Linked DNA regions of Homo sapiens: regions 2, 3, 4 and 5 are each linked to region 1. Evidence: chromatin loops called from intact Hi-C (ENCODE). Cell type or tissue: mammary epithelial cell. All regions are shown on one strand. Each heading gives the region's core, and the rest is flanking DNA. Links, peaks and the distances in the headings are about the cores only.

What was found. Hi-C counts contacts between places; a loop is a spot of excess contacts. Peaks named below come from ENCODE experiments on the same cell type or tissue, not always from the same donor. Only the 100,000 strongest peaks of a DNase experiment are listed, where the experiment ranks them.
Region 2: it touches region 1 in a loop (4-fold over the local background); 3 of 110 quality-filtered maps call a loop at or near these places.
Region 3: a loop joins it to region 1, with 2.6 times the contacts of the local background. A loop is called at or near these places in 3 of 110 quality-filtered maps.
Region 4: it touches region 1 in a loop (6-fold over the local background); 30 of 110 quality-filtered maps call a loop at or near these places.
Region 5: it touches region 1 in a loop (4-fold over the local background); 2 of 110 quality-filtered maps call a loop at or near these places.

The regions. Positions count from the first base shown.
Region 1 is chr11:36,146,215-36,152,441 of GRCh38, reverse strand. The region is part of intron 4 of LDLRAD3 (low density lipoprotein receptor class A domain containing 3); the gene reads right to left. Among named protein-coding and RNA genes, the nearest start is that of MIR3973, 140 kb to the right of the region's middle. RefSeq lists enhancers at 2,393-2,572, 2,452-3,025, 1,965-3,164. In mammary epithelial cell, for the core only: a CTCF peak has its summit at 2,319 (motif pointing right); a DNase peak (open chromatin) is centred at 2,531; H3K27ac peaks cover 825 bases.
Region 2 is chr11:36,475,578-36,481,804 of GRCh38, reverse strand. No RefSeq gene overlaps it. Among named protein-coding and RNA genes, the nearest start is that of TRAF6, 32 kb to the left of the region's middle. In mammary epithelial cell, for the core only: a CTCF peak has its summit at 2,897 (motif pointing right); no DNase peak of the experiment used is centred there.
Region 3 is chr11:35,941,818-35,948,044 of GRCh38, reverse strand. LDLRAD3 (low density lipoprotein receptor class A domain containing 3) reads right to left here and starts at 3,983. Exons shown (of 6, transcript NM_174902.4): 1 at 3,901-3,983. The coding sequence starts at 3,946. RefSeq lists a silencer at 3,633-4,072. In mammary epithelial cell, for the core only: no CTCF peak of the experiment used is centred there; DNase peaks (open chromatin) are centred at 3,614 and 4,034; H3K4me3 peaks cover 1,772 bases; H3K27ac peaks cover 1,266 bases.
Region 4 is chr11:36,255,562-36,261,788 of GRCh38, reverse strand. No RefSeq gene overlaps it. Among named protein-coding and RNA genes, the nearest start is that of COMMD9, 31 kb to the left of the region's middle. In mammary epithelial cell, for the core only: a CTCF peak has its summit at 2,841; no DNase peak of the experiment used is centred there.
Region 5 is chr11:35,707,748-35,713,974 of GRCh38, reverse strand. All of the region lies in intron 2 of TRIM44 (tripartite motif containing 44), which reads right to left. Among named protein-coding and RNA genes, the nearest start is that of TRIM44, 48 kb to the right of the region's middle. In mammary epithelial cell, for the core only: a CTCF peak has its summit at 2,630 (motif pointing left); no DNase peak of the experiment used is centred there.

The DNA of each region.
Region 1 (6,227 bases), core at 398-5,397:
GACTTAAGGTCAATTCCTATCGCTAACGAGCTGTGTGACTGTGGCCAAGTCACTTAACCTCTCTGGTTTTCTCATCTGTAAAATGAGACGAAAGCTGAATTAGATAAACCTCTAATGGTCTTTCTGTCTCTGATAGCATCTGGTTTTATAACTGACTAGAGATTTTCTTTAAAATGGAAAGATTCCCTGGTGAATTTAGAAAATGACTCAATTCCACACAGCTTTCAGGAGCACGTGTATCACAAAGTGAGACTCATCTATGGATTCTTTAGCTAAAGGAAAAGGAAAGTGTGTGTTGGAGGGAAAGAGAGCATTTCTCAGCCAAGTGGCCAATTTGCGGTTTCAGTTCCCTTAGGAGGCGTTTGGAAATTCAGCATTCCTTGGTTCTACCAGTTTTTACCTCACTCAGGAAAAGGGAGTTGGATGGGCTGGTTTGGGAAGCTGGTGGTGGTCACAGAAGTCACTGCAGACACTTTGGGGTAATTTTCTCCAAGTCATCCAGCTAAAGTGTTGGGGTCAAGTCTATGAAGCTCTCTGGTAGCCCCAGCTCATGATCTAGCATTTCCTTGTAGTGGTACTAAGAGACAAGACAATAGTACTCAGTGGGCTGGGAGGAACTGTTTATTTTCCTTCCTTTTATTCTATTGATTGATTGTAAAGTCTAGCCTGCTTGGTAGAATTCATGCTAGCGCCAGGGTCTCTACTACAGACACTGATGTGTAACTGGCACTAGACAGGACTGGGGATTTTGACCAATATACATTTATCAAGCTCAATGGAGGAGGTGGAAGACTAAAAACAATTCAAAGTGGGATCCCGCCCTCACGGAACTTAGCATCTATTAAGGAGGGAGCGGAGTGCCATGGAAAGACCATGGGCTTTGGAAAGAGACCTGAGTTGACTACAGCCCAGCCCAATTGTTTACTAGCTATGTGGCCCTGGGCAAGAAACTTAACATTTGTAGCCTTAGTTTCCTTCTTCGTAAAATGGCGGTAACAGAGTCCAACTGTTAGGGCTGAGATTATCTATATGAAGGTCTTGGCACAGTGGCCAGCAGTGCCTCTCTTCTGTATTCGATGTAAATGGCACCCCCTGAAGTTTTGCGATGTGCACCCCTGGCCCATCTTACTACACAATACTGTGTATTGTGTAGTAAGTGCTCAATACACAGTAGCTGCTATTATGACTGTCTCTAATGTTACCATGTGGGTACATCAGAGCTGGGATAGAATTCAGGTCATTCCCAGATATGAGCATGATTCACTGAAACAGCACCATGTGAATTACAATTTGAACAACTGGAAACCTCTGGCCTGGCTAGACTGGTGAGGGCGTTCTAGACAGACAGAAAAGTGTGCCTGAAAGGTGGGAAACCAAGGATTGTTCAGAGGTGCCTATGGGTGCATGTGGTGAACAGATCAGACCTCGGAGAACTTTCCATGTCCAGTAAGAGATTCAGCTTTATGCTACTGGCAATGAGGGGCTATTGTGTGTTTGAACACAGACAGCAAGACAAGCAGGACTGGGCTTTCAGTGACAAGGACTGGAGGTCAGGAAGGCTCATTAGAAAGCTACTGCAAAAGCAGGAGGTAGAGAGAAGGCCAGAATTTGGGCATGGGCATTCAGCTTCAACAAGGGATCTTTCTTTCTTTCTTTCCTTTTTAATTTTTTATTTATTTATTTTTTTGAAACAGAGTCTTGCTCTGTTGCCCAGGCTGGAGTGCAGTGGCTCAATCTTGGCTCACGGCAACCTCTGCCTCCTGGGTTCACACCATTCTCCTGCCTCAGCCTCCCAAGTAGCTGGGACTACAGGCGCCCGCCACCACGCCCGGCTAATTTTTTTTGTATTTTTAGTAGAGATGGGGTTTCACTGTGTTAGCCAGGATGGTCTTGCCTTTTTTATTTTTTTTTAAAGAGACAAGGTCTCGCTCTACCACCCACGCTGGAGTGCACTGGTACAATTATAACACACGGCAGCCTGGGACTCCTGGGTGCAAGTGATCCTCCCACCTCAGCCTCCTGGGTAGCTGGGACTACAGGCGTGTGGTACCACGCCTGGCTAATTTTTAATTTTTTTGTAGAGATGAGGTCTCACTTTGTTGCCCTGGCTGTTCTCAAACTCCTGGCCCCAAGTGATCCTGCTGCCTCAGCCTCCCAAAGTGTTGAGATTACACGTGTGAGCCACTGTGCCTGCCTTCAACAGGGAATCTTTAAAGAGTAATATTCATGCCTCATTTATGGAACAAATATTGTTCTCAGTTCTCAGATACCGGTGTCCAAGACAGACACAGCCACTAGGAGGCAACATTGTTCTTCCCTAGAGATGGGACACCACACAGTCCCCAGGTAAACGATACCCCCTGCAGCCTGGTGGATAGTTCAAGAAAGCTGTTTTGGGGAATGAAAAAGGACACCCCACCTTCCACCTCATCCTACCACACTCCCTATTCCACCGTTCACGCCTGCCCTGGCCTGGTGAATGCCAAAGCAATGCTGTAAGAGAGACCCAGGGCTTTAGCCCTCAATTCAGCCACATTCATGAGTCATGAGTCATGAGGAACATGAGTCATGAGGAACAGTCATGAGGAACACATTCATGAGTCATGAGGAACAGACGCAGAGCCTCAATGGGGCCCCAAGTCAGCAAGGGATGCACCTGCCCCAGCACTTCTGGAAGCTCTGGCACTGTGTTCAGTGCCCTCATACCCTGGTCACCAAGCCCCAGGAGATGGTTTTCTACCCAATTACCAACTGAGACAAACGTGGCAGGACACTACAGCGCTGGGAGCCACAGACCCTGGCCACCAGCCCAGAAGCAGACTCACAGCTCTGACATTTTCAACAGGTAGATAGGAGCAGCGAACAGATTCAAACTCCCTCTCATCCTCATCTCTCACCAGCTGGACAACACTGCTGTGCAGGGACAGCGTCTCAGACACAGACGGTGCTTCTTGAATCATTTGTCTTTCTGGGGCCTTCCAAGTTGGGTTATTTTGTCCTATCCTTTCTAGCGACTGCATACTGATACTTTCTTTCCCCTTTTTCTCTTGCTTCCTGCCAACTTAACTTTATCCAGGATGGTCTTTGCATTTGTTGTGCCCACAACTCTCCAACCGCTATTCTTTTGTAGATTTTATCTGACAGATTTCATTTTACCTTCTGCACAGGCATCTGACCATCCCCTGACGTCTGATGTCTTCTCCCCTCCCAGGCCTGAGTGCCTGATCATTCCCTCAAGAATCTTGCAGAAAGGCCATCTTCCCTGGCTACTCCCAAATGGAGTTCAAAGCTCCCCTTTTCTGCTACCTTGGTACTCAACAGAACTCATCATGTGGGCATGAGTCTGTCCCTCTTCTTAGATAAGGAGTTTCCAGACGCTGTGGCCAGGTGTTCTCTCTTTATCATCCCAGTGTGCGACATGGGGCCTGGTTCATCATACGTATCAACACAGTTGGCTAAATGGATGGATGCACAAGGTAGACTGAATGAAGGACCATTTCACTAACTTCATTTGTCTCTCCTAGAGCAGCTGCCACCACCATCTGTTACAAAACCTTCAAACTGAAATGTTACTTCAATTCCTTTCCAACACTTTCTGCCTACCCAAGCCAGGGGATGCCTCCTTCACAGAGCTGGTCATCTGTGGGTAGCAGAAGACAAGTGAATGCACCATGTCCCTCAGACCTTTGAAGATATAGCTTGGGAGTCTTGCTGGGGTAAAGTGGTCCTGGCTCCATTCCCTGGCTGCTTCATGTTCCCAAGGGTCATACAAAGACCCAGAGTCTGAGACTGCAGAAAACCCCAAGACGGCCCTATCTCCTTCTCCTTGGCTGTCACTCAGATTCCCACCCAAACCTCCTCCAACTCCATGACTCTAAACACAGGATAGACTGAAGCATTCCCTTCTAGTTCTACTGGTAAATATAACTGTCAGAAGATTTTTCCAAAAGCAGGCAGTGAGAGAAAAATCATAAAGGCAGCAAAGTCCTCGTTAGGGAATAGAAAAGTTGGATTTGCCACCAAATGAACCGAGATGCCCCTACAGTCACCCCAGAAAATACACCCTGAGTGTATCGAGATAGTCATCTGAGCACTCGCAGATGTCTCCTTCCCGCTTCCAGATCCCTAAAGTGACAGGGCAGGGGTTAAAACACAAAGATCACAGGGTTGAGAACCAAGGAGAGGACCATCACTGGGCTCCTTTTCTAAAATCCCTATGCTAGATATATAACATTTATTTAATAAGAAAAACAGAAACAATGAAAACAATCTGGCCAGGTGTGGTGGCTCACGCCTGTAATCCCAGCATTTTGGGAGGCCGAGGTGGGCAGATCACTGAGGTCAGGAGTTCAAGACCAGCCTGGCCAACATGGTGAAACCCCGTCTCTACTAACAATACAACCATTAGCCGAGGCTGGTGGTGGGTGCCTATAATCTCAGCTACTCGCAAGGCTGAGGCAGGAGAATCGCTTAAACCTGGGAGGTGGAGGTTGCAGTGAGCCAGGATTGCACCACTGCACTCCAGCCTGGGCAACACAGTGAAACTCTGTCTCAAAAGAAATAAAAATAAAAATAAAAAACAACTAATGGAAAAAAGGAAAAGAAATAAAGGCCCAGGCAATAAAGACTCAAGCTGGTGGCTCACCCTTGTAATACCACAGGGCATATGCAAAGTCAGGTATTGCTTTGCAGTGATGTAAGAGGTCAGAATCACAGGAGTCTGGCAACTGCAGTGTCAGATACATCATACCACAGCCCCATGAGGAGATATTCTGAAACACTGATTGTTTTAGGAATTGTTAATAACTTGAGAATGTGTACATGATACTATGTGTAGGGGGTTGAACTGTGTCCCTCAAAAGTTATGTCCATGTTCTAACCCCTGGTGCCTGTGAATATGACTTTATTTGGAAAACGGGGTCTCTGCAGATGTAATTGAGTTAAGGAACTTTAGATGAGATCATCTTGCATTTAGACTTGACCCTAAGTCAAATGACTGGTGTCCTTTTAAAAGTAAATAGAGGGGCCGGGTGTGGTGGCTCATGCCTGTAATCCCAGCACTTTGGGAGGCCGAGGCGGGTGGATCACAAAGTCAGGAGATTGAGACCATCCTGGCTAACATGGTGAAACCCTGTCTCTACTAAAAATACAAAAAAATTAGCTGGGTGTGGTGGTGGGTGCCTGTAGTCCTAGCTACTCGGGAGGCTGAGGCAGGAGAATGGCATGAACCAGGGAGGCGGAGCTTGCAGTGAGCCGAGATCATGCCACTGCACTCCAGCCTGGATGACAGAGCAAGACTCCGTCTCAAAAAAAAAAAAAAAAAAAAAAAAAAAAAAAAAAAAAGTAAATATGGGGGCCAGTCATGGTGGCTAACGCCTGTAATCCAGCACTTTGGGGGCCAAGGTGGGTGGGTCACTCGAGGTTAGGAGTTGGAGACCAGCCTGACTAACACGGTGAAACCCTGTCTCTACTAAAAATACAAAAATTAGCTGCATGTGGCAGTATGCATCTGTAGTCTCAGCTATTCAGGAGGCTGAGGAGAGAGAATCACTTGAAGCTGGGAGGCGGAGGTTGCAGTGAGCCAAAACCACGCCACTGTACTCCAGCCTGGGTGACAAAGCAAGATTCCATCTCAATCAATCAATAAAATAAAATAAAATAAAATAAAGTAGAGGGAAATTTGGGACACAGAGACAAGAAATCTTGGGACTCCGGGGAGAATGCCAGGTGAAGACGGAAGCAGAGATTGCAGGGATGCGTCTACAAGCCAAGAAATGCCAAGGATTGCTGGAAGCTGCCAGAACCTAGGAGAAAGGTATGCAGTGAATTTTCCCTCAGGGTCCGCAGAAGGAACAAACCCTGCTGATGCCTTGATTTGGACTTCTCTTCTGAACTGTACGAGAATAACTGTCTGTTTTTTTAAGCCACCAAATCTGTAGTAATTTATGCAGCCTGAGGAAACCAATATACAATATACTATGATATGTAGAAGCAGCTTATATAGCTCTTTACAGGATAATCTCAATTATATGGTATGAAAAGGATGGACAATGGGTGTATATTACTCCTATAAAGAGAGAAAAGGTTATGAGAAACATACAAAAAGTTTGCCATCTCTTATCACTGATGGATTATCTAAAAGCAAAGCCTTGCTGCCATGTAGCAGTTCTTACTTTCATCGGACATTTGATATTCAAAATAATCCAGGGAGGTAAGTGCACAGGGTG
Region 2 (6,227 bases), core at 784-5,783, 330 kb before region 1:
GGAATTGAACAATGAGATCACATGGACATAGGAAGGGGAATATCACACTCTGGGGACTGTTGTGGGGTGGGGGGAGGGGGGAGGGATAGCAGTGGGAGATATACCTAATGCTAGATGACGAGTTAGTGGGTGCAGCGCACCAGCATGGCACATGTATACATATGTAACTAACCTGCACAATGTGCACATGTACCCTAAAACTTAAAGTATAATTAAAAAAAAAAAAAAGACTGCATTTTACGAAACAAAATTAGGCCTAAGGAGAGAGGAACTTCCATAACTACTTTAGGTCCAGTGAGAAAAACAGATAAATTGAAAGTGTGAATTTGTTGGGAATAAATACCATGAATTTATTCCCAACAAATAGAGGCAGAAAGGGCTGTGGCTGTCTCTGCCTTCTCCCTAGTTACCAAACTCCCTGATTGGGTTTTTAAGCAAAGCTGCCTCTGTTGTGGAGCTATTAACAGCATTTTTAGGAAACTCTATGGGTCAACCCCTTTCTCTTCTAAAGTAGACTCAACTTCCCTAAGTGGAGTACAAAAGCTGGTAAGATATGTAATTACTTTATAAATGCCACCTTAATTTTTAAATTAAAATTCCAATGTTGTTAATCCCAGAGTAAGCAATGAATTTTTTAAAAATATTCCACTTCTTATTTTTGGTCAACTTCTCAACACTTCTATCATCTAGTCTATTCTGTACATGTCTGTTACTCTGTTGTCACCTTTTTAAAATTAACTGTTCTACCAGGGCCAACAGTGGCAAGAATACTTTACCATGACACTTGTAACCTTGTCAGGGAATGTTGCATAATCACAATAATTTTTGCTTCACCTGGGTAGGGTTTTGCATATTTCCATAGAAAAGCAAGTCTGATTGTCACAGAACTTATATTCCTGAAAGGTAAATTATAAAACCACACTGAAAAATAGATTCCCAAATTCTGAAAAATAATTGTTCCTGCCCTTCCCACTTTCCCACTTGTTCTAATATGATTGGCAGAGACTGAATTTTGTTTTTAATGTGAGTATTGGGGGTGGGGGACACTTGTCCAGGGAGGTCTGGCCTGTCTTGATCCTAGCTTCATTTCCCCCCAGGTCACTTAACCTGAAGCTAAATAGGTAAAGTAAGACAAAGCGCCAGCAAAAGTGTTTAAAGTAATAGTGGTGGCTCCGTACTTTGGGAGGCCCAGGCATGAGGATCACTTGAGGCCAGGAGTTTGAGACCCCAATACAGTGAGACCCCACCTCTACAGGAAAAAAAAAATTAAGTAGCTAGTCATTGCCTTTGTAATAGGTAGGAACCTGAAAGTAAAATTTATTTCAGCCCTAATGTGGTATTCCTTTGGAGCCATTTTGAAAGAAGAAAAGGAAAGCTCAGGTCTTCTGAATACAGCTGGGCTAATAGAGTTAAATTTGACTTTTAAAAATGCCTTTAGCATCAGTTTTTTGCAATGTTTTTTTCCTTTGGCTCAGAACCCACAGTAAAATTATATAGATTGATCATAGAAAGAAAATTAATATGCATACTGACTCAGCTGAAACAAAAAGGTTTATGAAACACCTCCTTTTACCACATTCTATGCTTTCTGGTATTTTCTGCCCTTTTTTTCACTTCTAAAATGTAGTCCAGGACACAAATGAGTTTATAAGACTGCAGCTTGCCTCTTGAGTCAAGACTGCCCGGAAGGTTAGAGGCCAAATTTGTTCACACACACACACGCGAACGCTGTCAAGGATCTTTAGTCCACAGGGGTCAGCCTGACCTCCCAGGACCCTATTTTCAGGGCCCTCCCAGCGCAGCCTTTCTCTAATTCCATGTGGTCTGGGCTCCAGTCCATCCAGCCCCTGCAGCCTCGCCTCTCAGGGCCTGGTCCTATTGCGTCTGCCTCTCCCTCCTTCCCCCAATCTGAGGTAATCTCGTTTTCTGGAAGGAAAACCCCATCTCCTCTCTTTTCCCCCAATATTCAGGTCCTCTCCCACTCCACTTCTCTAAACTCTTGGAAGAACTTGAGCTTTAGGAAAACAAAGTCCAGAAAGATTTACAAACTCCTTCGTTGTATTTTGTTAGTTTTGCCCCTGCCTCCCCTGAGGCAATGAGATAGGGTCTTAACTGTTTGAATGAGAGCAAAAGGGAAAAGAGGGTTGGGACATCTCAAAAAAATTACTTTCAACATTGAACATCTCCTTAATTAGAATGTGCACTTTCAAGAAAGGGGTAGACCTCTCGTAGATGGGAATCAAAGATACCTATTTTTGGCCCTTGTTAAAGAATAATTTTAAAAAAAGTATAATGACTCTCAAAACAGATACCAAATGAGCTCATGTGAAAGTTTTATTTCCCTCTGAGGAAATAAGGCACATGTTATAACTGACCCAAAGGAGAATCCAAAGAAAAGATACTCTTATGGACCAGGAATATTGAAATAAATATGCAAATGGAGCCAAAACTTGCTTCTTCCACACTGCAGGGAGAAAGTCAAGAGAACCTCCTGGATAAGACATAATTTGCATTTCTAGAACAATTATTTTGCATTATTATCAGTTATGTACAGGACAGAGTTGTAAAATAAGCTCCTTTAGACTCAAAACCAGATAGCCCTGTTATTCTATTCCAACTCTTATTTTAATCCTTCTTAGAATCAGCTATAAGCTGAAGAGTGTGCATAGACTAGACAATGCATAGTGTGCACAAATTTTTCACCACATTTGCAATAATTCAATTCAGTGTCTGAATTATAAATAAATAGGTTTTTGGTGCCCATTTCAGCCTAGAATTGGACTTCTCTTGTCAGTTGATGTGAGATGATAGCTGCTTATAGCTCCTACAAAACTCCGAACTGGAGGACATTGACAAGGCAAGAATAGAGCAAACCCAGCTCAAGAACCATGTGGCAGTAGGTGGCAGCAAAAGTCTTTCTAAAGAATGCAGCTTTCAGGAAATGCAGCCTTCAAAAAAAAAATTATAAAATAGGATTAACCTCGAGTCCTTGGACCTTTAAGGAGTCCATAAATCCCCCTGAGATTGTATGCAAAAGGTTACACTTGGTGCATTTTTCTAGGAAGAGGATTATTAAATTTTTGCTCTAAGTCTGGTGAAAATTACAAAGCACTTTCAGCAAATATTGGAAATCTTCTGTCCCAACTGTCATATTAATGAGTTAGCCGCCAAATCAGCTTCGAATTAGAAACAGCTGAGGAGTTATTACGTCAAGGCATATGAAAATGATATTTTTTAAGGTCAATTAAAAAGTCAAATATCAGCCATGTCATGTGATTCAACCTATTTATACAGATTCCTGGTGGTTTCCAGCCCCACCTGCTTTCTGATACAGCCAATAAGTGGATGAACACCTGAGATCACCTACCACATCCAAATTAAAGTTTATGAAAATGGATTGTTGGATTCCAGCCCATCCCAGGCCTCACAATGTTAAACTTCAGCTAACTCCATCTACTCTGAACAGTGTGAATCCATATGGCCTTAGATCATCACCAGCACCTAGTTTACCAGGCGATGTTCTCAAGGTGTCTAGTCTGAGTACCGTCAGCTTCAGAATCTCCTGAGGAGCTTATTAAAATGCAACCACCAAGGCCTACGTCAACCTCCCTGAATTAGACTCTGATGGTGGGAGCTGGAAGGGGGAAGAATCTACATTCAAACAGGCTCTCAGGTAGCTCTTCTGCACCTAAAGAGTAAGCACAGTAGATAGGAGGAGAAAGTATGAGTTGAGGTATATCAGCTATATCAAAGTATAATTGATAAAACATTAAAATCATGACTCATTCAAATATAGACACATGTCAGAGGTTTTATTCAGCTCGTTAGCTTATGATGGAGCCATTAGCTGGGAAAGCTGATTCTTGCAAGAGCACTCGAGGAAAAGGGCTTTATATAATCCACCAGGAAAAAATATTTTCAAAATGAAAAAAGTTAAAATTAGATTGCTAGGTTACGGATGAAACTGGTTAATGTCCTGCAGGCTAATAAAATCATAACCTTTGGAGTTATCTCTCTTACCAGAAATGAAAATACAATTAACATGTAACTTCACAGTATCTAAATAGCAAAGTCAAACACAGATACATTCTTCTAGAAAATTAAATGATCCTTGGGTGGACTTGTTAAATACTTCTCCAGTGTGACATTGAAAGAGCATGCCACTCAACTTTTTGCCTTACACGTTCAGGTTTTAAATAACTCTTCTATACAGTGAATGAATACAGCAGAACATAAATGGGTGGACTCTACAACTCTGGGTAAGACAATTCAGGCAGTTCAGGCTGGAGCAGATATATTCAAAAGCAAGAACCAATTCAGAGGGAGAAGAAAACTGACTAATATAGAGAGTTGATAGATAACCTCTTGGATTTATTTTAGACACTTAACTACAATCATTTCCTCCTCCTTTTTTAACAAGTGATTTGTCCTCTTCGTAGTGTTTTGTTTATAAGCTAGCCATTCCCTAATGATTTCTCTTAGAAGTTTCTCCTAAAAGTTCACTAAATTTTTGAACTTTGTTCTTTTGTTTTTAATCTAAAAATTTGGGTGCTGTGTTTGTTTAAACATCAGAAATGTCCTCTGATTTTTATGAAACAGTTACCAACCTGGGGGATTAAACTGTGACCATCAAGAAACATGAATCTAAATAGAAAAACCATGTGTTCCAAGCCAACCTCAATGTTTTCTCATAACTTCTTTTGCCTTTAGAGAGAGAGATTAGGAATGAGTATCTCTGTTGTAAATAAACATCTAAAGTTCACCAACTTCATTTCATTTTAATTCCTTCTAATTTCCAGTAAAATTAAAATACAGTAATTTTTTGTAAAGTAATCTTGATGGTTATCTCTAAGTAGGATTACTTCTTTGTACTTCTCTGTATTTTTCTTTACTTTCCTGTATTTTTTAACCCAAAAACTAACTTAATTTTTTAGCTAACTTAATTTAATTAGCTTAAGTTAATAAATTAACTTGATTTTTTAAAACCTACTTCATTGATCAAATTTACCATTCTTAAAGTTATTGATAATATCAACATCTACCACTTATTATTGGCAATTTAATTTTTTAGAATTGATGTTTTATTTTAAAATAACTATATTGAGGTATATTTTACATATTGTAGAATTCACCAATATCAAGATATTTGTACACCAATATTCATAGCAGCATTATTCACAATAGCTAAAACATGGAAACAACTCAAATGTCCATCAGTGGATGAATGGGTAAACAAAATGTGTTATATATATGCAATGAAATATTTCAGCCTTAAAAAGGAAGGAAATTTTGACAAATGGTACAACATGGATGAACCTTGAAGATATTAAGCCAAGTGAAATAAGCCAGATACGAAAGGACATATTTTGCATGATTCCATTTATATGAGGCACTAAGAGTAGCAAAATTCATAAGAGACAGAAAATAGAATGGTGGCTGCCAAGGGCTAGGGGAAGAGGGGATCAGGGAGTTAGTGTTTAATAGGTACAGAATTTCTGTTGGGGAAGATGAAAACATTATGGAGATGGGTGGTGGTGATGGTTGTACAACAACATGAATGTACTTAATGCCACAAAACTACACTAAAATACGGTTAAAATGTTAAATTTTAGCTTATGTGAATATTTTACCACAATAAAACACACATACAGAATGAAATTCTGATACATGCTACAACTTGGATGAATCTTGAAGACATTACGCTAAGTGAAATAAGCCAGGCACAAAAGAACATATAGTGCGTGATTTCACTTAAATGAAGTACCTAGGGCAGTCATTCAGAGAAAGCAGAATAGTGGTTGGCAGGAGCTGGGGGAAGGAGGGGATGTAGAGTTACTGTGTAATGGGTAGAGATTCTGTTTGGAAAGATGGAGAAAGTTCTGGAGGTGGATCATGTAGTAATGTAAATGTACTTCATGCTACTGAACTGTACACCCAAAACTGTTAAAATGGCAAAGTTATGCTATGCATATTCTACTGCAATTTAAAAAATAAGCAATATCAGGTGTACAATAATTTTTAGTAACTTTACCAAATGGTGCAACCATCAACATCAATTAGTTTTAGAACATTTTCATCCCTGCAGTAAGATCCCTCATGCCCATTTACATTTAATCCCCATTGCCATCCACAGCCCCAAACAATTAGTAATCTACTTCTGTCTCTATAAATTCTATTCAGCTCCCCTGGGCATTTCATATAAATGGAATCATGGAATAGGTGGTCTC
Region 3 (6,227 bases), core at 810-5,809, 200 kb after region 1:
ACACAGCAAAAGGACCAGAGTTAGTCTGAAAAAGTTTCATCTTCACATAAGGATTGAGATGTATTTTATGTATTTACCATGAACACCAAAGTATCCTGCAAAGAAAGCTGATGTCTCTGCTGAATAGATCCTGGGCAGTGACCACAAAGTGAACAGATTTGGGGAGGGGGAGCATTCATGTAAACAATCTCACTGTGTCAATTCGCAAGAGCACTGTGGAGGAAAGGCATGGAAGCATGGTGCAGGAAGCCTGGAAACAGAGTGGGAAAAGCCCAGGTAGGGGGCAAAGAGAAGCTTAAGTTAGAATCTAGGCTTCAGCCTTTACTGTGGTACCCTGGGTATTATCAATCTCTCCTGAACCATACAATGATTTCCTGCCACATGATATCCTTGGCAAGTTTCAATGGGATCATGTGCTTAAAGTAATGAGCAAAGCATCTCACACACAGGAGATGCTTCACTGATAGTGGGTTCCCTCTCTTTCCCTTGCCCACAGAAACAGGCAAGGTTGTAAAGGCCAATTCTTTTTTCTTTTTTTTTTTTTTAATTGAGGCAGTCTTGCTCTGGAGTGCAGCGGCGCGATCTTGGCTTATTGCAACCTCCGCTTCCCAGGTTCAAGTGATTCTCCCACCTTGGCCTCCGGAGTAGCTGGGATTACAGGCGCACGTCACCACACCTGGCTAATTTTTGTATTTTTAGTAGAGACGACGGTTTCACCATGTTGGCCAGGCTGGTCTCAAACTCCTGACCTCAAGCGATCCACACATCTTGGCCTCCCAAAGTGCTGGGATTACAGGCGTGAGCCATTACTCCGGCTTAAGGCCAATTCTTTAACATGAAATTACTTGATTATAAGTGTTCCTAAACTCCAAATTCTCTAAACTGCTTTACAAAGGTGACAATACAAGTCCACTTTCAACTTATCCTGCAGACTGGCTGAAAGGTGTCTAAACCACTCTTCAAGGCCCAGAATTTACCACCCCACCCTCTCCTACTCCCATCTCTCTCCCTCCCCCACTTATCCCAGAGTAAATGGCCTAAGTCGGCTGTCAGGAAAAAACATCTCACACCCCAGTAGGGAGCCTTAGTCACATCTCTTTGAAGATGAAAAGCAACAAGGTGTGTTTATTTGTACTCTGGTGTACAAGGCCTCTTTTAGGCCTCATCTTCCCGAGCTGAGCTGTGCTGAGATGTGCACAGCTACTCAGCAAGTTAAAAACAATAAAACCCACCCCTCACACCGTTAAGCAGATCTTTCCAGGAGAAAAGGTCAATACTCACTCCTGGGAGTACACTCACTCCTGGGAAAATCAAGCCTTTTCACTGATACAGAATGTCAGGAAGTCTAGGCAAAGGTCAGTCCTGGAGGAGGTGAGAAGATGGACCATCATCCAGCATGGCTGCCTTTAGAAATGTCTCAAGCCATACGCACTTAAACCCACTGAGTCCACCCACATGCAGGAAAACTGGACATCAGATGACATGACTTGGGCTTAGTCTCTCTCGCAGGATACATTAAAAAATAGTAACGGTGAAAATCAATGCTTCACTTCCCTAACACAAATAAAAACAAAGGAAGAAAAAAATATGCAAGGTGTCTGAGAAGGTTCCTGAATAAAAAAGGCCTCCAAACTGCTCTTGGAATGTCAGTGGCTTTCCAGCCCCACAAAGACTCAGGACTCTAACTACGGTTCAACCTTGACCCTGGGATTCTTTCACAGACTATCAGATGGAGACAGAGATCCAAAGTCTTGGCTTTTACAATCTCTCTTGTTTTATCAACTTCCCAGAAGAGGATCCAAGCATAGGCCATGGGATGGAGGGGTAGGGTCTCTGGTCTGGCTATGAAACCCAAACTGAACCAAACAGGCTTTTCTTATGGGCTGGGAGCCCAGGAGCATCTAGTTGACATTAGGAAAAAGGACCAGCCCTGTTTCTGGCAACACTTGGGTCAAAGTGAAATCTATGCTAAAAAGATGATGCTTAATGTAACATGAAAGATGCACACACTCCAACCTGCCTAGATGTTTCTAAGGCAGCAACTCTAAAGGTAATTCAAAGCCCACAGATAATGGAAAACCCACCAGGGACAGTTGGACTATTCCTCCCCCTATCCGTCTGCTCCTTGCTATGACCATTTTATTTATTTTAGCCCTATCTCAGATGTACACACACACATTAAATAGCCACTGCTGACCAGAGAGGGACAAAATTAACTTTACAACTATTTTTACAGAGATGGAGACTCAACTAAAGCAACCCAGTACCAACTGGGAGATGCAATAAATAAGTTTCCATTTGGCTACAGTGGCTCTCCCAGGACACACACAAGAGCCAGCTTCCATACTGTCCTTCTCAGGTGCTATGAGGGGACACACCACAGCTACACAGATTGAATTTGTGAATCCAAACAGGTCTTCATATCTGTAGACGCCCTGAAAATCGACCTGCTCTAACAGCCTCCAAACAATTCACACCTGCTCCTGGCTGCCCAATGTCCTGTGAGAACTCTCTCCCCAGGTGGACTAATTTAAGGGCACTCTCACCCAGACCTGGTTAAAAATCCACAGCAGTCACCAGGAGGTCTAGTCCCTCCCTGGAAGCCCAGCAAACCCATAAGCATCTAAATGGGGTATCAGAGGAGTGGAGATGATGTCATGGGTCTGAGAGCAGGAAAGGCTGCCCAGTGGGCTGTGAGGATGCCCAGGACCAGGGACATCAAGGAAGAGAGGAGATATCCCTTTAACGCATTCATAACTCCAAGGCACAGCTAAGAATGAAGTGAGCCTCAACTTAGCAAACCCACAGGCCACCAAAGACACCTCGACAGCCAAGCTGCTAGAAGCACTTGGCAAAATAGGGCAGCTATTGGACATGTGGATGGCACAAACACCAGGCAGGCAAGATTCTGCTGAAGAAAGTTCACTGGGCCCTGTCACCCACATTCTAGGCATCAGATGCCCAGAAATAAACGTCAAGGGGCCAAGGGCGGGCCCAGTCCAGGAGGGACAGCTGACAGCTGTGGGCGGCGGGCAGGGGCAGAGGAGGAAGGGCTCCCAGGCTGGAATTCGGATCATGCCCACATCAGCAGAAAAGTTCCTGGGAACAGCACGCTGTCTGGAAGGGAAAGAGGCTTGCTGCGGTCCAGGCCCCGGGATGCACACGCGGTGGTGATGCCAGGTTCAAAGGGCCGCCGGATGAAGCCCCGTGTCCTCTCCCAGGGCCCCTCGCCGGTCAGGGCGCCCATCGCGGGGCAAGTAGGGTGGTCAGACGTCTTAAATAAAGCTTCGGTTCCCAGGATCAGTGGGGAAAAATGAATTCCCAGATCCGGCCTTGCTTCAACTCACTTTACCCAAACCAAACAGTCCCAGAGAGGAATGAAAGGAAGCAGCTTTGCTACTCCCTCCGCGGTGCAGGTGGGGAAACTGAGGCACGGAGTGCACGCCAGAGACTCGGGAAGAGGCCCAGAGGAGGCTAACGCAGCCGCGCGCGACCAGGCGTCTGGGAAGATGAGACCAGGGAAGAGTTCTCTCCTCTCCTCTCCTTTCCTTTCCCCGCCTCCGTTCCTCAACACACACAACACACACACAGCCACACTCGAGCTACGCCCAATCGGGGCAGCCGCCGGGCTCCCCAGACCCGGACTGCACACAGAGCCCCGCCCGCGCACACAGCACAACACGACCCGGCGCGCACGCCCACACAATAGGACGGCTCGCACCCCGCGGCGGCCCCTCGGCAGGGTCCGGGCCAGCCCGGCGCCGGGGTCCGCCCTCCGCGCTCACCCACGCCCGGAGAGCGGCCCGCGCCCGGGAGAGGACGCGATCGCACCCGGCCGCTGCGCCCCGCGCCCCGCGCCCCGCGCCCCGCGGGAAGTTCGCCGGCCGCCCCCCGACTCACCCGCGGCGCTGCTCAGCAGCAGGCACAGCGGCCCCAGCAGCCACATGGCGCGGCCGCCGCTCCCGCTGCCCGGCGTCGTTGCTGCCCCCGCGGCCTCGGCGCTGACCCCGCCCCTCGCCGCGCCGTCCCCGCCCTCCCGCCTGGCCCTCCTCCCTCCCGCCTTCCCCGGGCCCGGCCCCGGCCCGGCTCCGCTAAGTTTTGCAAGCGCCTGGGCTGCGCGTGGCCACCCGCATGTTACCCTGGGTGTCCTGACTCCGAGGGGCCGCCGAGCGCGGCGGAGGGTTCAGCCTTTCGGTCTCTCAGCCTTTCAGCCTCCCAGGTCTGGCCGCGAGGATCTTCTAACAGCCTGGGCTCTGTTCTCTGCTTCCTTTTGTCCCTCTCATTTCTGCCTTTGCTTCCACACCCAGCGAGATGCAGCGCCCAGACCAAAACTTGAGTTCTTTACTCAAACTACAAAGTGAGTTTACTACCGAGAGAGAAAAAGTTAAAATAAAGGGTCAAATCTTATGAGAAAATTGTAGTATATTTTTAGTAGCGAGTGTGGAATACCAGTGCTTCTCAAACTTTAATATGCATCCGGCACACTTGACGATCTTGTTAAAATACTGACTCTGGTTCAGTAGATCTGGCGTGGAGCCTGAGATTCTGCATTTTTAACAACATGGTGGCTGATTCCAAGGCTGATGATCCGGGAGCCACCGGTAAGAGCAGCTGACACCTACCATGCACACAGCGTGGACCACATGAGTTATTTTGTCTGCATAGTGTCCACCTTGACCTGTTGAACGTTTGGGACCCAATTTGGAAAAAATAAAATTAAAAAAAGGAAAAGGTCATGAAAGGCAGATACCCAAATGCAAAAAATATAGCTGCACCAATGCACTTGCTTCCAGAGGGCACTGGTGAAAAGCCCCAAAAGACTTAGATGGTGGAAGAAGGGGATGACACTTCTGTGCTCCACTCTCTCTGATCCCCCACCCAAAAAAAGCAAAAGACTAACGCAAATAATTGCCAAAAACTGGAAACAACTCAAGTGTCCATCAATTGATAAATGGATCAATAAATTAAAACTTTTGGGGGCAGTGGGACTGTTCTAATCTTGATTATAGAGGTAGTTACACAACTGTATACATTTGTCAAAACAATAGAACTGCATCCCTAAAATCCACCCCTCAAAAGGGTTGAGTTTATTTACACAAACTCCACCTGGCTGAAAGAAAGGGGAAGGTATGGGTACAGGGGCAGTTATAAAAGGGATGCCTGCGTCAGATTTTGGGATGCCCTGGAGACACCCTCAAGGGTGTTAAGATTCAATTACTTTACTCTGTAATTGCGTGCTGTAGTCTGGAAACATAAAGGCTAAAAAGGATCAGGTCAAAATTTAAAAATACCAATGATTGTTCAAGGTAATGAGAAAATGTGATGTGAGGGAGGAAAGGTTAAGTTCCATAGTTCATAGTACACATGGAAAATATAAATCAATTATCTAAATGATTTGGCATTCGGGGCTTTTATCCTGGGATTGATGAATATTATGGAGATCGTCCCATGGGCTTCAAAGAATTTTAAAGCCCTTAAAATTTTATGCAAAATGTCCTGTGCATGTGGGTATGTGCATTGTTCCGGGAAGCTTGTTGGGAAGAGGCCTCCTGCCTTTGATAATAATATCTGAGGAGGCAAATAAGCAAATAATTTCTCCTACAGCTGCTCATTTGCCTCCAAACATTAGGGATACGGAAAGATAATGCAACTGACCCACTGCTATAGTTCTTATTTCCTTAGGTTTCTTTGGACACATCAACTTCCTTACTTTGCAAGTTTGACTCTGACTCTCTCTCTCGTTCTCTCTCTCTCACATACACACAGGCACACACACTTTTAAATATAAATATATTAATGTCTTTGAAATCATTTGGACTAATGTAAAACCTTATTTAAGGTCAACTGTTGTATTTATTTATTTATTTATCTATTTATTTATTTATGAAACAGAGTCTCACTCTGTTGCCCAGGCTGGGTGCAGTGGCACATTTTGGCTCACTGCAACCTCCGCCTCCCGAGTTCCAGGGATTCTCCTGCCTCAGCCTCCCAAGTAGCTGGGACTACAAGCACCCGCCACCATGCCCAGCTAATTTTTGTATTTTTAGTAGAAACGGGGGTTTCACCATGTTGGCCAGGCTGGTCTCGATCTCCTGACCTCGTGATCCGCCCATCTCGGCCTCCCAAAGTGCTGGGATTACAGGTGTGAGCCACCGTGCCCGGCCCGACTGTTGTTTTTATACTTATACTAAATCACTGCCAACCTCCTCCTCACCGTATAAGCTGGG
Region 4 (6,227 bases), core at 370-5,369, 110 kb before region 1:
GTCACACAAAGCATCTGGCGGGCATGCACACTAGGTCTTTGAATCCTCATATCCCTCAGCGGTGGTTTTATTATCTCCACTTCCTCAGATCAGGAAACAGAGCCTTGGAGATGAGAAATAATTTGCTGGAGGTCACAGCTAGGTCTGGCCCCACGTCCAGTGGTTTTCAGTTTCTGGACAAATTCAGGGCTGGGAAGTTACAGTGTGGAAAAGGATCATCCTCAGAAGATAAAAGTGTCAAAATCGACGAGATGGCCCCCCAGGAGTGCCAGTGATCTAAAGCTGGGAGCTCCAGGAACAAGGAGAAGGATGGCTGCCCCAGATGGACCGAGACCGGTCAGAGACAAAGGAGGCTGGGTAGATGTCTGGGAGCCTTGTGACATTAGGAGCAGCTGGAAATAGAGGAGGGAAAGAAAGAAGGAGGCTCAGGAGGTGGTAACATCAAAAGGCTATCTCATGGCAGGGGGGATGCATGTTATTCCAGGTGGCAGGGCAAGGTTGGTGTGGGGAGGACAGTGGGGAGGGATAGCTGGCTGGCTTTGTAGGGTTATTCTCTGGCTCTAGCGGTTGAGAATGGTAAAAGCTAGTGCTTTAACATCAGGTGCCTCTGTAGGTTCTTCAGAAGCCTCCATCCGAGGGTCCTAACACAGGTGCCTGTCTTCTCCAGTGGCCACTCAGGACTAACACCTCAGTTTTCTGTGATCCACTCCATTTACAGGTTTATTCTGTTGAAGCCACATCAGCGCCTCCAGGCTGAGGTTATACGTGGCTTGTAAATCCTAAAATATTTACCGTCAGGCTCTTTACAGAAAAAGTTTGATTAAAGTTTGATGAAAAAATAGTATATGTTATACACCTTGCTTTTTTTTTTCTTTAACCCAGTAACCTATCCTGAAGGTCTCCTTCTATCAGTACTTAAGAGCTTCTTCATTCCTTTCTAGGGCACACAGTATACCATTGTCTGGATGGACTATGATTTATTTAGCCAGTTTCCTATTGGTGGACAGTTAGGCTGTTACCAACCTTCTGCTATTACAAATGCTGCTGCAATAGGTAGATTTGTACAGGAAGCTGGAGAAAGTTCCAAGAAATGTATATGCCCAGATCTCAGCACAGATCTCCTGAGGCAGTGTCTTTGGAGTCAGAGTCCCAGGCATCTGTATTTTTAGGAATTCCCCAAGCGTTGCACATGCAGCCAGGTTGGGGAATCACATTTACAGCTCATGCCTTCTGACGACAAGAAAGGCTGGATCCCCTTTGCTGGTCCCATAAGAGTCCAGAGAGGGAGGCAAGCATCTCTCATCCCATAGAGGAATATCAGTCTTCAAGGCCTGGTTGGCACTGGCCCCCCAAAGATTGGACAGAAAATTAGGAAGCCAAAGTGGTATTGTGATCTCAGAGTTTTTTTGTCTCTATTGAGACACAGTCAGAGCCTGTTCTGGCCCAGGGCAATGATGGGGAGGTACAGGGGTTGTGGACCATGTCAAGGGACCCCCGGGGAGGCTGAGCTGGGGACATGACATCTGACTGAGACTGGAAGCATAAGTAAGAGTTAGCCAGAGGGTAACAGCTCTTGCTATCTTGGATGGCTGGGAAGGGATATGCAGAGATCAGGAATCCCTAGTGCTGACTCGGGCCAGGCAGCGTCAGGAGTCTCAAGAAAACAAACCCTGGAGATTGGCAGGTCTGAGAGCAGGGCGGGGGGCCACACCAGTCTCGTTCACCTTCTATCCCCAGTGCTTAGTCTTTGGCACGTGGTAGGTCGTTGGTGAAAGGTTGAGGGGAAGCACATGCCATGGGGACTGGAAACCCCATCCCACTCATGTCACTGCTGAGGGTCATCACAAGAAAGCCCCCCAGGCCATGGTCCCTCTGAATGAGAAGCGTCTACGGATAGCAGCGGCAGGACTATTTGCCCTGCTAGTCTCCCCTCCTCAGACCTCAATTGAGCCTTTAGCTGCCCCAGTGAACATGTCCTACTGGCCCAGCCTCAGTTCTGCTCCCTCCCCTGATAAAGGAGGGAGGGACACAGGGAAGATGGCCAGGCAGAGGGACAGCGCATGCAAAGGCTCAGAGGAGACAGTGAAGGGCTCAGAACTGACTGCAGGAATTCACGCTCATTCAGTCTGGCTGGAACCTCCAACTCATGGGCCTGTAATTCTTTGATTCCTGTTTTTTTTTCTACTAGGCTATGAGGTTTATAAGGGCGGGGCCTGTGCCCTTTTCCTCCATCCCTTTCTCTTTTTCCTCCCTCCCTTCTTTTCTTCCTTCCCTGCTTCTTTCCTCATTTTGCCTCTTGGCTATATCACTGGTGTCTCAAATATTGGTGAGTGAGTGAGTGAATGGACTTAGGTCTGGGAGGTTGCCCCAGGGAGAACCAAGTCTTGAGTGGTCTGCATTTGTTCTGAAGCTCTTTCTCCTCTCTTCTGTCCCTCTCCACCAGCACAGTGGTTCCCAGGGGTGCCTCTACAGCACCTTCATGCCGTCTCCAGCCCAGCAGTCCCCAGCTGCTCCTGCATGCTGGAGGTGGGGCTGCTGGGAGCCTGGCCAGCTGTGGGAGAGTAGGAAGAAGTGGGTCCCTGCTGACCTGTCCTTCCTTAAGCTTTGTCCTGGACCTTTTCCCTCTGAACCTTGCTGCCGACGAAGATGGAGCACCTGCGGAAGCTCTGTACTCCATCCAGACAAACAGTGGAAGCTGCACGGATAGTCCTCCCCAGGGCTGGAGCTGCCAGGGCTCAGAGGCTACCACAACACAGAACTCTGGGCCTCACTACACACGTGTCCTGGCCTCATCCTGAAGCTTCTCACTTTTCTAAGCTATGCATTCAGCGATTCCTGCAGGGGGAGCACTAGTCCAGAAAGAAGGCCCGCCATCAGCTGCCCAGTCCCGGGGTAAGTCGCCTGCCCTCCCATCTGCTGAGCCCTGGGATAAAAGAGACTCGCTCATGCTAGGAATGGGGCTGGAATCAGGTACTCCTCCCAAACCCTTTTTATCCTAGACAGTGCAGACCTGGCTGTGATCTGCCTCCTTTCCTCAGAGCCCCACCCTGTGGCACCGTCAAGTGAGGCTCCTTTGTGATCGCTCCCTCACGAGTTGTAAAGAGCGGTTCTCTTCTCTGTTCACAACGTGGGGCCATTTGCCATGCCCTTCAGTCCCACTGTCCACACTAGTTTAGGTGTAGCCCTCACCTGGACTCCTGACATCCTCCTAACAGGCTTCACCCCTTCTGTTGTCCCCTGAAATCCATTCTGTGCCAGATGGCTGAGTGGTCACTTTAAACCCATCAGATGTCATCACTCTTACACTTAAAACCTGCCACGAGGCTCACCATAACACCTGCGCTCCTTGTCCCAGCCTCCCCGGCTCAGTGGGCCCCCTCTCCTCCCTGCACTTTCCCCAGGCATGCTGACCTCCCTCTGTTCCTCAATCACATTGAACTCCCTTCTGCACAAGACCTTGGCACCAACTCTTTGGTCACCCTAGAATACACTTCCCCCAGATCCACATGTGGCTGCGCAGGGTTCAGCCCCAGTGTGACCTTCTCAGGGAGGCTTCCTTGACCACTCAACCCAAAGTCACAGAGCATCTTTTTTACATATCACACTTGCTGAAATGATCTTGTTTGGCATTGTCTGTGTACTCCCACTGGAAGACAAGCTCTAGGAGAGTGTGAACCCTGTTTGTCATTTTCACTGTGGGGTCCCCACCTTCTGGAGCTTGAATTCCCTTCTCTTTAGAGCTCTGCGGGAGCTATATCTTTGTCACGGTTCTGAATCTTTTCAACAAACACTTTTGTTAGGCAGGAGGTCCAGCAGCCCCTTGCTTTTGGTTTTCAAAACTTAACTAAGATTCACAAATTAGAGCTCAGATCCAATCTCAGAGGACAGAGAATACTCCAGTTGATTGGCTTCTCTTTCTTTGATGTGAAGCCCTTTCATTTCTCCTACCTGCCTGCTGCCTTGCCCCACGCCATCTGCCTCCACCCTCCACAGACGGGCCCCTGGCCCCAGCCCTACTCCCTTGCCACCCATCCATCAAAGGAAGACAAGATCGGCTCAGGAGCCCCTGAGCTTATCTGAATCAAAGAAAACTAGGAAAAGAAGATACAAACAACATGCAGGGAGGGGAACAGGGCTATCAGAGGCCCTGGTCACAGAAGAAGTCAGCCAAGAAGCGTGCCAGGTGTCTGTGAGGGCGCGCAACCCTGACCCAGTGACTCACAGCGTGATGGACTCACTCTTGGTCAAGCTTTCCCCTGCATGAACAGCACCCACTGAGCCAGGGAGACTCTAGGGGAAAGTCCTAGAGAGCTATGTCTTAACACCAGCTTTGCCTTGCAATTTTTAAGGTGTCTGCATCTGTTTATTCCCTTGTCTCTTTATCTCCTCTTTAACCACTGCCCCCACCCCCTGCCCCAGGTGATATGAGAAAGAAAATAATAGCAATGTGAGCCAGACACTGTTCTGAGCCTTTTAAATGCTTAGAATGTTTCATTCACACAACAACCCTGTAAAATGAGAACTATTATTCCCTTTTTTTCACAGAAAACTGGGCACCGGGGAAGTTATGTAACTTGCCCAAGTTCGCATAATTAGTAAGGAGAACTGGAATTTGCTCCCAGGCAATCTTATTGCAGAGTGTGTGCTCTTAGCCACTCTACCACTTTTTCTCTAGTAGGATAATGGAGGCGAACAAGCCTGTTAACTGTGACACCCCCATGTAAGCATTCATTGTTTTTCAACCTCTTCTTCCCTGGCTTCTAGCATCCTCTGTGTCTCTATTCGAGTTTTTCTGCCCTGGGGCACAGAGGTGCCCAGGTGGACCCCTACCTTCTGGGAACCAAGCACCCAGTGCACAGCCTGGCATAACAGGTGCACAGGTGTTTATACAGCTGGACTCCACCTAGGAGGGTGGTTGAGGAATGAGGGAAGGAGGATAAAATGGTGGAAAAGCTGGAATTCATAGAGATTATTGATCATTCTATTAGTAATAAAAAATAGCTAATGTTTACTGAGTTGTAATTCCATGTCAGACATGGTTTGAAGCATTTCAGGTATCAAATGAAATGGTTATGCTGTTGATAAGGGTAAGATTATATATCAGATAAGTTGATATTTGGAAAGCTTATGCTGTCCAATCTCACAGATGGCCTCCAGGGATCCTCGCCTCCTGGTATCCTTATCCGTGCTTAGTCCCAGCCCAAACTGAGTCAGGGGTGACCTGTGTGACGCCAGTGCATCGTGACTTCCCCCTTGGTCTCTTGGATCACTCACTCTGAGGGAAGCCTGCCCCCATGCAGGGAGGACACTTAGGCGGTCCCATGGTGCAGCCTGTGTGGAAAAGAAATGAGGCCTCTGGCCAACAGCCACGTGAGTGAGACAACTTGGAAGTGGATGCTCCAGCCCCGCTTGAGCCTTCAGATGATGCAGCACCAGCCAATATGTGACAGCACCCTCACAAGAGGCCAGAACTGCCCAGGGAATCACCCCTGAATTCCTGGTCCATAGAAACTATGAGATAGTAAATGGTGGCTGTTTTATGGCACTGCATACCAAAAATAAAATTCTAAGGCCCCCAGTCATCTGAATGGACTTCCTCCTCAGCCAGGGCATTCTTAAAATTTAACCTGAAAGACTAGTTCAGGCCTTGATGAGAAGTAGAGGTTGGATATGTCTCATTATACCTCTCTAGCATTAACATCAACACAGACTTTAGTCTGATAAGAAACATTTTACAACCTATTCTCTCTGAAGCCTACCATCTGAAGGCTTCCTCTGCAAATAAGAATTTGGTCTCCACAATATTTTATATTAACCCAGACATTCCTTTCTATTGATCCCACGTCTTTAGATAAACTCAACCAATTGTCAATCAGAAAATTTTTACATCTACCTATAAGCTGGAGGCCCCTGGTTCAAGTTGTCCCACCTTTCTGGACCAAACTAGTGTATTTCTTAAATGTATTTGATTGAAGTCTCATGACTGTCTAAAATATATAAAACTAAGCTGCACCCCGACCTCCTTGGGCACATGTTCTCAGGACCTCCTGAGGGCTGTGTCATGGGCCATGGTCACCCATATTTGTCTCAGAATAAGCCTCCTCAAATATTTTACAGTGTTTGACTCTTTTTGTTGACAACACTGAGTTTTGGGGTAATTTGTTATGCTGCAATAGATAACGAATACATCAACTCTCATTTAGTCATCACAACAACTTTACAAAGTA
Region 5 (6,227 bases), core at 356-5,355, 440 kb after region 1:
GCTGCCTTTTCTGATTTGATCAGATCTGACTGCCCAACATCTCAGGGTCAGTCTACTTCAATGATACAGAAGCAAAGTACAGAAAGCACAGGAAGGATGGGTCACATTCTGTTCCTCTGTACCTACACAAAGTCAGTCTATGGGCGTAGTTGGCTCCTCAATCTCACAACTTGCCTCTCATGGTATTTTCTCTTCTTTGTAGACTGAAACCCTACTCTACTCCCTTAAGGAGCTAACAACCTGCTTACCCAAGAACCACAGTGCTCTTAAACTAACTACAGTTGCTAACATACATTTAAGTCCCCAAAATCATCTTCCACTGTTTCTTATCTCCTCACAAGTTTTCATTTTCAGGATCTTCATTAATAAAAATATAGTATGATTAGTCCTCCTTTATAGATAAAACTGAAATATATGGACTCATGTCATCTGACTCCAATATTTGTGCTCTTTCACCAAAAAAAAAAAAAAAGCATGTCATATTCAATGTAAACTTTTACCCTTAAGTCTGAACAAATACTACATTGGAATACCATTCTCAATACATCTTCTATAGGCAAAAGTTAATAACTTCTATATAGAAGTCATAGAAAGGCAACTTACTAGCATCTTTAGCCTCGTGAACAAGTCACTTAACCTCTTAAATCTTTGTTTCTTCATTTATAAAAGGGGATCATAATGTCTAAATAAATGGGCTGAGTTAGGAAGTAGGGAGACATGGTAGAATCTATTTTGCCTGCTGCAGAGGTAAACAAAAGTCATTAAACAAGGGGATGAACATCAGCTGAATCACTGGGTTGAATGAAATGTCTCTTCGTAGGTGTAAAGACCTGATAAATTCTGCCCTTTGGCTAAATGCAGTCAATCAGGAGAGAGGCACTGTTCTCAAATTTTATATTTATATATATGTATAAGCATCTACATATAGATCTGAGGTAGACCGAGAGTTGCATTCTGCAGGTTTGGTCTAAGAATATCAAAGAAAACACCTTTTTCCCTGAGCAAATCTGATTTTATTTCTTTAACTGAATGAGAGCTTGAACTAACAGGGAAAGAGGAAGGAGGGGGACAGGAGAGCAGCAGGCCCTTAAATAAAAGTCTGGGTGATTTTATCACTATTATCACAATAAAGTTTTATATCTAGGTACCCCGGCTCCTAAATTAACTGTCAAATACAATCCTGCACTGGAAACCTGAAGCGTGGCTGCTATGGGGGAGTCCTGACAGCTTCACTCCTCTCTCCAGGTTCGCTGTGTAATCAGCCCTTCAAGCTTTTGGCAAAGAGTATACTATCAAGTCTCCTGTCAGTGCAGAGAGGAGCTGGAGCAGGAGGAAGAAGACATCACAAAGTGTTAATTTTATTAAGCCATTTAAAGCTCAATCCCTCTGCTTTGTAACAATGCTCCAGTCCACCAGGCAGCTTGGAAACCATGCCCACCTTAGTTTTTAAATGACTATAATCTATTGGTGCTGTGGTTCAATTAGGAGGTCTGGGGCTCCAGTAAGAAAGAGAAGGATAAGGTAAAGCTGCAGGGGAAGGGAGAAGAGGAGGTAGGGAGTGAAGAATCTCAGTAGCGTTTACTTTAAAGTGGGAATATATTTCCTAATGTGTTTCTTAAATAACTTTAAGTAAAGTTATTCCTAAAATAACTTCTTTATTTTTCTTATAGTTGGGCACCAAGCAGTTCTGCTAACTAGGGAGTCTGCTTCATAACAATAAACATACTTGCTTCAATGCATTGATTTCTTCTTTCTATTGGGAATATATGGACACACAACTACACACTCCCAAGGCAGATACATTTGCTTTGACTTGAACAGGCAACAGACCTATGCTGAACTACTGCCAGTTACTCTGCAGCCAGGCAAGTTCACTCACAGAGTGAGTGAGCCAACAAACCACACACCAAGGGATCCCAAAAGTGGAGACTGAACTCAATTTATTTGCAAGTCATTATCACTCAAACAGGTATCAATGGCCCTTTAAAACATGCAATTGGTGTCATTATTCCTAGGAAGTGTTAATTGATCAAAGCATAGAATTATTTATAAACAGGTGGCTTATTTTTCTCTACAAGGCTTGGAAGGTTTCTGGAACTTTGTGGGGAGGAAGGTGCCCTCACGTACCCTTGCCCTTCTGCTGGAAGTAAGGGTTATTCTCCGGACTGGAGGCTAACAGCAGCCACAATTTATAGGAGGCTGTACTCTGCACTTTTTTTGAAACAGGATCTCACTATGTTGCCCAGGCTGGAGTGCAGTGGTACAGCCATGGCTCACTGCAGCCTCGATCTCCTGGGGTCAAGAGATCCTCCCACCTCAGTCTCCCAAGTAGCTGGGACAATAGGCATGTGCCTCTATGCCTGGCTAATTTTTTTTTAATTTTTAGTAGAGATGGGGGGTCTCCTTAATGTACTCAACACTTTAAAAGGATTATCTCACTTATTTTCCCAACAACCTATGAAATATGTACTATTATTCCCTATTTTGGAACTGAAAAAAAAAAAAACAAAAAATCTGAGAAATGAAGAGATTAAGCACAGATTTGCCCAAGGTCAGATAGCATTGAGCTGATAGGGCAATTCCTGAACTTTTAATAATTGTAGTATACTGCCTCCTCCTGTCAGAGGCCAACATCAGGTTTTTAACCCTCATCCCTGTCAGGAAGAGAAAAGGAAAAAGAAAATTAATATTCACTGCTGACACTTCAAGTGAATGGTTGAAAAAACTGATTCAGGCAGTAATCTTGTTCTCTTTCAACAGTTTTATTGAGATATAATTCACATATTTTACAATTTACCCATTTAAAGTATACAATTTTGTGGTTTGTAGTATATTCCCAGAGTTGTGCAACTATCATTACCATTGGTTTTAAAACATTTTCATCACCCCCAAAAGAAACCCCATTGCTATTAGCAGTCACCCCACATTCCTCCACCTCCCTCAGTCCCATACAGTATTGAGTCTCTTTCTATCTCTATATATTTGCCTATTCTGAACATTTCATATAGATAGAATCATATATTTGGTCTTTTGTGAATAACTTCTGTCAGTAACTACTGATGGGGTTCAAGATATGCTATCCCAAAATATGACTGTAGGAGGCCAGAATATTCCATCCCAAAATACGCCTCTTTGGCAGAAGAATTGTTTTGAGCTGATTATTTGGAGAAACTGCAAATACAGGAGAAGTACTGAAAACAAGGGAAGTTACCCTTTTGTAAGAGAAATGTACATCTGTAAAGGAAATCTCCATTTGCAGGGTTGTCTCCCTCTCTATACCAGGAAGAGAAGGATGACTTCCAATCACTAGAAACTCTTTTATGTTATAAATGGAGAAGGCACCAACTTAAATCTGCATAATAAACTTTACCTTTGTTTACTATGCTTTTCCTGGGCATCTCCCCATAACTAGCCTTCCCTTCCATGGTATTCATGCCTGAACTCAAAGCTACCTCTTTGGGATTTACTTATCTTCCCTTAGGTATCACATGCACACACGAGGTATATATGTTAATAAACTTGTTTTTCTCTTGATAATCTGTCTTTGTTAAAAGGGTTTGTCTCAACTAAGAATGCTGAAGGGTAGACAGGAAAATTATTGTTCAGAATCCCAGTTTTCTAAATTGAGGTTCAACAATGGAACAGGATTCAAATGATAAAATTGTATCCATTTATAAGAGATAACCTTAGGTGAAAAAGGTAGGATACAAAGCTCTCTCTCTATATATATATAAAGCAAACTAAATATGGCCTGAAAAGGACTCTGTAATTCTATATTTGAGTCCTTGTGGATGAACTGTAACCTAACTTAATAGACAAGATTGAAAACTTAATTTAGGAGTATGCGCCTGTAACAATCACTGAGTCTTCGCCAATCCCAGCAGCCATATTTCATCCAGTCACACACTGCTGAGGGTTCAAACTGTGTGCAAATAAGGCAACTGCTGAACTGTAATGAATCCAGCTGTTTCTGTACCTCACTTCCAATTTCTGTATGTCATTTTACTTTTTTTTGGTCTATAAATTTGTTCTGACCACAAGGCATCCCTGGAGTCTCTCTGAATCTGCTGTGATTCTGGGGGCTGCCCGATTCACAAATTGTTCATTTTTCAATTAGACTCCTTTAAATTTAATTCAGCTGACGTTTTTGTTTAAACAAATGGTGTCAGAAGTGGGGTCTGAAGTATAGCTTCTAACGACCCCCAGGAGTGCTGAGTGAACAAGTAAGGTGCCCACAGGATCCACTTGTGTCCTCTGATCTCTCAGAGTAGCTGGGGAGTGTAAGTTGTCTCTTGGATTTTGGAGCCCCACGGATTTGCATTTTGAGCTCTCCGAGTTTCTTTGAGCAAATTTCTGAACCAAACTGGGTTTGGAAGTCATGACGGAAACTGGGCTGGGTCCAGGAATGGATTTGGTCTGGTAATTAATTGGCTTGGATCCAGTTAGAGGCCTCTTACATCTGACTGGGTCAGAAAGAAACTGACAGCAAATGGTAATATTTTAGGGGTATAAAATTTAGCTCTTAAAGATTTGCAAGGATTTTTTTGTTTCATCCCTTTGTTTCATTTTTCTTGCCCACTTAGGTAGGAAAAATCATTGGCTAGGTTAATCAAGGGAATCTGAGAGCAAAGCCAATATTTTATGTAAAAATGGGATACATAACTTCTGAAAACCTGAGTTCCTTCTGGCTTATGCATTAGGCACAGGAGGCAGCAAAGTCTCACAGAAAATGACAAAATCTTACTAAAGGTAACTTACAGTAGAATGTTCTGAATAAACAACAATGCACTGAAGTGCATTTACAAATGAGAGCCTCCAAAAATTAAATCTGCTAATCTTTCAGCTTAGTTACTATCCCCATCCAAAGGAAATAAACTGCAGCACCAATTGGCTGACTTTGGATAAGTAATGGGGTACGTTTTACCTGAGTAAAGGAAGGGATTGGGGTAGAGGTCCTCCTCTCAGTAAAGTTCTTTTTTTTTGGGGGGGGGGCATGGCAACATCAGTGCATGTTTATTTATTTATTTTAATGTGTTTTCATTTTTTATTTATTTTTTATTATTATTATATTTTAAGTTTTAGGGTACATGTGCACAATGTGCAGGTTAGTTACAGTTGTATACATGTGCCATGCTGGTGTGCTGCACCCATTAACTAGTCATTTAGCATTAGGTATATCCCCTAATGCTCTCCCTCCCTCCTCCCCACACCCCACAACAGTCCCCAGAGTGTGATGTTCCCCTTCCTGCGTCCATGTGTTCTCATTGTTCAATTCCCACCTGTGAGTGAGAATATGCAGTGTTTGGTTTTTTGTTCTTACGATAGTTTACTGAGAATGATGATTTCCAATTTCATCCATGTCCCTACAAAGGACATGAACTCTTCATTTTTATGGCTGCATAGTATTCCATGGTGTATATGTGCCACATTTTCTTAATCCAGTCTATCATTGTTGGACATTTGGGTTGGTTCCAAGTCTTTGCTATTGTGAATAGTGCCACAATAAACATACATGTGCATGTGTCTTTATAGCAGCATGATTTATAATCCTTTGGGTACATACCCAGTAATGGGATGGCTGGGTCAAATGGTATTTCTAGTTCTAGATCCCTGAGGAATCGCCACACTCACTGACTTCCATAATGGTTGAACTAGTTTACAGTCCCACCAACACTGTAAAAGTGTTCCTATTTCTCCACATCCTCTCCAGCACCTGTTGTTTCCTGACTTTTTAAATGATCGCCATTCTAACTGGTGTGAGATGGTATCTCATTGTGGTTTTGATTTGCATTTCTCTGATGGCCAGTGATGATGAGCATTTTTTCATGTGTCTTTTGGCTGCATGAATGTCTTCTTTTGAGAAGTGTCTGTTCATATCCTTTGCCCACTTTTTGATGGGGTTGTATTTTTCTTGTAAATTTGCTTGAGTTCATTGTAGATTCTGGATATTAGCCCTTTGTCAGATGAGTAGGTTGCAAAAATTTTCTCCCATTTTGTAGGTTGCCTGTTCACTCTGATGGTAGTTTCTTTTGCTGTGCAGAAGCTCTTTAGTTTAATTAGATCCCATTTGTCAATTTTGGCTTTTGTTGCCATTGCTTTTGGTGTTTTAGACGTGAAGTCCTTGCCCATGCCTGTGTCTTGAATGGTATTGCCTGGGTTTTCTAGGATTTTTATGGTTTTAGGTCTAACATGTAAGTCTTTAATCCATCTTGAATTAATTTTTGTAT